2 separate regions of the Mus musculus genome follow, and region 1 is linked to region 2. Evidence: chromatin contacts called from ENCODE Hi-C data. All regions are on one chromosome and are shown on one strand. Each heading gives the region's core, a stretch centred on a gene start or an enhancer-like site at or near the end of the contact. The rest is flanking DNA. Distances are from core to core; before and after follow the strand shown.

Region 1 (2,700 bases), core at 3-2,502, 540 kb before region 2:
AAGGATAAGCCATTTAAAGGTTGTAAGGCATTTTTAAAACACACATTCTCCCTCAATCCACAGAAGAAACTTTGTCGGATAGATGTTATCAGTGTTTGTTTACACATGAGCGGGCTAGGGGTTTGAAATGGTTTGACCTATATGAGGGGCTGCAAGCAGCAGGAAATGGAATCAGAAGGCAGGCAGGGACTTTTTGGTGGAAATGTTTTTTTTTGGGAAAGGAAAGGGGTTTTCTTGCTTTTTGCCTGGCCGTATTCTATTCAGGCTTCGTTCAGAACTTGTTTTTCAGGCCCAACTGTGCATTCCCTAGTAAAATCTAGTTTTTAACTAAGAACGCCATGAAGTCAGTTTAGCTTTCTATCTTTCTTATCTTCCTGTTTTCAAGGTAACAAGTACCTTTGTTGTGTTAGCAACAATGTTGTTATGCTTCCAAGTCATTGTCCCCCTTAAAGCTAATGTGATTCCCCATTTGCTCAAGCATCCCTACCGCATCCTAATCGTTAAAGTCCCACTTTTACAAGCTCTCTATTGAACTGGAACCATTATCTCCTCTCCATTGCAAGATGGATTTATAGCGGTCCGTACGCGAACGAGACTGTCTTAAAGCCCTCCTTAACAACGTGTTCTTACAGGTATTGAATATCTTTTAAATTCATTTTGTACATGGAGGGACACACTGTTTCCCTGTATATTCACAGTCCTGTGAGAAAGGTTTTGTTACCATTTCACAGATGGAGAAACCAATTTCAACCCCTGAGACTGCTGCTCCGCAGCACCTGTGAAATGCGGCGCTCACGTGTGTACAACTATGTTAATTTAAGTGCCATCAGAATGCAGATTAAAATCATCTGTGGTGTTTGAAGGTGCGCTTAGGGCCAAGGAAAGCTAGCTAGGGCTGTAGAATAAAGATGTTCAGGATTGGGGATTAATGGCGGACTTAATTAGAAAAGCAGGCTGGGGCAAGGAGAGACAGGTTTTGAAGGTTTGGTCAGCATATGCAAAGCCATATATTATACCACCTATATGAAAGAGCAGCAACGCCTTCTACATAGATTTATAGTCCACTTGCAATTATCCCACTCTAGCTGGCTCAGTTTCGGTCCAACTCTAAGCGGTGACCTCGCTGCTTTGGGGCCTGATCATCCGTGGTCTTCCCTGCTTTTGCTGCTAATCCCGGGTGGGAGTTAAACAGGCCCAGGGTGGGGCAGCGCAGCGAGCACCTGCCTCCCCAGGCTCGCCGCTGGGCGTGGAGAGCGGCTAGGAGGCCGGGCCAGGGAAGGAAGCGCGCGGCGCGCCTTGTCCCTGACGGCGATCCGTAGCGCTGGGAGTCAGCGGCGGAAACATGGCGGCCGTGTCGGTCCTAGCGAAAGTTTCTACCGAGGCCTTGCGGTGCTAGTGCGGGAGGCCTCGGGCTCACGTCCCCACATCACCTCCGCGTTCTGGCTCGGAGGCTCCGCGCCCTTTGGCTCTGCGAGCTTCGCAGCGGAAAGAGCGAGGCTCGCTGGCGACCGCTGACTCGGGTAAGGGGCATCCGGGAGCCGAGGGGCGGCGGAGGGCTGGGGCGCCGCCCAGGGTCCGGCTGAGCCGGCCAGGCCCCGCCCCGTCGGCCTCCTGGTGGGATCGATGCTCGGGGGCTGGCGACCGCCAAGGGAGGGCGTGCCTCGGTGTCCCGCCTCACCCTGACCCGGGAGTCGCGTGGTGTCGCCTCGTCCCAGAGCTAAGGGGTAGCGGAACAGCCAGGGTCCCGAGCCCACTTCTCCATCTCTCGCTAGATCGAGCCCTAACGGGAGAGAAGTTACCATAGCTGCTCAAAAAGGAGAGTCCGAGTTGCCATTCTTCTAGTTAAGAGGTGGGCCGAAAGAGTTATTAGCAGGAACTCAGAGAAACTAGGCTGCAGGTCTCCAACTCCTGACGGCTCAGTGTTGTTCTTTCAGGTTTGGACATTTCCCCTACGAGGAACAGACATAGATTTCCACTGAAGGATTATGAAAGCGATACATTGTGTCTTGAAGTCCATTGTCTTAGGACACCATGAGGGCACTTTTCTGTTTTGGAAGAAATTTGGTGAATTAAGTGAAGGTTGGAGTAAAGCCAAGAGCAGACAAGCCAATGATTCCTGGACTCTCACTTAAGTACTAGTGCTAGCTGTGGCTTATTAGAAAGTGGTTTATTTTATCTGCATTTCTTAAGTAGTTTTTTCTATTATTAGTCAGTCTCCTCTCCCCGCCCCCCCCCCTTCGGAATTGAATGTTAACTTGATTACAGACTGCTGGATACTGAGCGTGCATTGTGGAAGACAGATCTCCCCAGAGACTTTGTGACCTGTGAAGAATGCAGACATTAAACAAATGGTGAAGAAAAGAGTAGTTTTACTTTTCCATTTCAGAGAGAGTGATCCGAGAGGCGATTCTCCTACGAAAAGAATTGTAAGCCCACACCTGAATGAAGGGTTTGACAGATAAAGGGCAGATAGGGCTAGGAGGAGGAAAAGGAATATGTCCAGAGAGGGCACGCCATTTCTGTAGTTCATAATTGAAGTGTAGTTGGAATAAAAGTGAGAGGAAGAGCAGTAACAGATGGGGCAGTTATTCCTGTCCACTGTGTAGCACTTTATAAAGGCACTGAAAAGTTTACACTGTAATACTGTGAGGGGTGGAAAGCCAATAGAGAATTTTGCATAGTGGAGCATAACACGATAAA
Region 2 (2,779 bases), core at 125-2,624:
TATCAGATTCAAAATACGAACTACACAATCACAGATACTACTTTTAATTTAATATTTTTCATTAAAAAATAAAATGATACTAAGTGATTCAGGTCACCCCAGATGAAGGAAATTCATATCTGCTTTTCAAAATCTGAATGCTACTTGTTGAATTCACTCACTGTGTAGACAGCAATATTAAATTTAAAAACTTGAGTCATATAGAAAAGGAGTAAAAAAAAATGAATAAATATACTTTCAGAAGTTCTGTGTACACACTGTGTACCATAGCTCAGAAATATCAGTGATTGTGACTTACACACACACAGTATCTTACTGTGGCTCAATGACAGCGAGTCAGAGCCAAGCCAACACTTGGCAGCCACAGGTGCACAGGGGTGAATTGTAATCAGTACCGGCTCCTTACACTGTGACCTTGGAAGCTTTGGAGTACACAGGGTGGTTTAGAATCAGCTGACACTAGACAACACGTGGTGTCATCACAGGGGTGAAAACTGTGTCCCACAAATGGGAGCCTTTATGGCAAAAGGCTAGGGACAGCTAAGTGGTTCTGGTCTCCGCTGGCTGCCTTACTCAGACCCACAGTAACCTTGACATATTCTGCTGAAGGTGGGTTTGGGTACACACCAGATTAAGCAGTCACTTGAATCCTAGCCTTCTTGCTTAGCTTTTCTTGAGGCTATTGACAAGTGTAACCCCTGTCATTTTGGAAACTTACTTGAGGTTTTTAAAGGGAGTGGTAGATCCCCTTCGTCTCCTCCCCGGGCTCTCAATGTTTATACCGCGGTCTTGTGAACTCAACACGGTTCTCAGATGCTCTAGAAACTGGGAAAAAGATAAATTCAGCAGCGCATGCAACTGAGATGTGTCACCTGTTTGTGTGCAGACCTGGGGTTAGTTCTGAGGGGCTCAAGGGAGACGGAAACGAGCGCTTTTCAAAGGGCATCACAGGCAAACAAACCCCCGGAAGAAATCAACATCCGAGTCACCTTGCAACTACAACTGTCAAGCCCCAGAGCTACTCGGCCGCTCAGATCAAGGGCCCTGGCGCCGCCCGAGCCACCCCGGGAGCGAAGCCAAGGCCCCCGCGGTGACAACCCCGCACCCGGCTCGCCGCGGCCTCCCTCACCGCTCGGGCAGGGGACGTGGGCCCCACGGCCCGGGTCGCTCACCCGCACGCGGAGTGCTGCGCGGTCCCGGGATGCTCCGGTGCGTGCGGGCCGCAGGACAGGGTCACAGCGTCCCGGTCCCGGGGCCGGGCCGAGCGCCGGTAGAGTGCAGCCGGGAGAGCTGCGGGGGAGGGGTAGCACAACAACTGCATCAGCTGAGCTCCGTACCGGGAGAGCCTGCGCGTGCGCTTGCGCAGTTCGCCCCAGGAAGGAGGGGCTAGGCCCTGGAATGGACACTACGCATGCGCACTGTCACCGGTTTGAAGGGAAGTTGCCAGGGTGAAAGCTTCTGGTTTTGTCACCTGTCTCTTCTCTAGACTGGAAAGTTTCAAAATAGTACTAATTGCGCCTGGCTTACGAATAATCGGTTTTCCCTTTTCCCCTCCACCAGGCTGATTCCTTTTGTAAAGGGGAGGAATGTGCACCGTCGCAATTTTGAGCGATCGTGTTCTCAAGTCTAGATTTGCAGACACAAAACTTCCTTCCTGGGGTTAGAATGAGCCGGTTGGTGCACATTTCTGGCAGAGTTGCAGGCCAGAATTTTGTTATTGAGTTTTCATTTAGAAATTAATGTCACCGGGAAGACGCACCCCCGCCCCCGCCTTGGTTTAATCTTGTTTTGATTTTGTACTTAAATTCACATTATTCAGTGCATGCAATAAGAGTTGTACCCCAAAGCTCATGACCAAGTGAGTTGTTAAAGGAGTGTCCCAATCCATGCACCTCATTGTCCAGTCATAATTTACAGTGAGTTGAGGCTACAGTGGCTCATTTTAGTGGCTCGCCAGTGTTATAGTCAAAGGTTGTTATGACCTCTTTTCTGTCTTCCTGATAATCAAGATGTATTAAGTGGCTCATAAGATTCCTGGATGGGATTATAATAAGATAAAATTGAAAGCAAGAACAGATGCGGTTGCTAAAGGAGTTTAATAGCTTCCCTATAAATGGGGTTTCTGGTGAAATTCCTAGAAAATTAACAGAGTTATAACTGGGAAGTAAGCATCTCTTAATTGTGTTTTTTTTTTTTTTTCTTTTTCTTTTTTTTTTTTTTTTTTTTCCTTCTCTACTGGAAAAAAGCAACTGCACTGGGCGAGGAGCTCCCAATTTTGTCCCGCTCTTCTAAACTGCCTTGTATGTATTTGGAAAGTATTTTGATTTATGACCATCTTCTATGTATATAAAAGTTTCATGAAATTGTTATCACATTGGGACATTGGTATTTGGAATAGCCCAAGTCTTTGTTTTCAGGTCATGGTTCCTCATATTGGCTTTAGAATAAACTCTTTGTCCTTTTGAGGTGAGAGCTGTGTATTTTCCATCTACATAAGCAGGATGTTTTAAGACTATTTAAAACATTCACCTCCTTAGGTCCGGCAATTTCACTCTGTGAGATTCATCCTAAATTATAATGAGAATTCTAAAGTAAAGTTGTGTGCAGTGTGTAACCAGTTTCTTAGGATTTCAATAGAGTTAACAATAGCTTCGAAGTAGACCATGGCAACTCTTATAAAGAATACATTTATTTGGGGTTGGCTTACAGTTTCAGAGGTTTAGCCCGTTATGCTCCTGGCAGGAAACATGGCAGCAACCAGGCAGACATGATACTGGAG

Evidence for each region. Hi-C counts contacts between places; a loop is a spot of excess contacts on that map.
Region 1: a map of regulatory T cell shows a loop between it and region 2 (4-fold over the local background). The contact joins the promoter of Tmem168 here to the promoter of Tmem106b in region 2. A Hi-C loop is called at or near these places in 2 of 37 maps with a recorded cell type or tissue (T-helper 2 cell and regulatory T cell).

What each region holds. Positions count from the first base shown.
Region 1 is chr6:13,606,650-13,609,349 of GRCm38, reverse strand. It overlaps Tmem168 (transmembrane protein 168), which reads left to right and starts at 1,252. Exons shown (of 5, transcript NM_028990.5): 1 at 1,252-1,520.
Region 2 is chr6:13,068,354-13,071,132 of GRCm38, reverse strand. It overlaps Tmem106b (transmembrane protein 106B), which reads right to left and starts at 1,374. Exons shown (of 9, transcript NM_027992.3): 1 at 1,173-1,374; 2 at 719-825.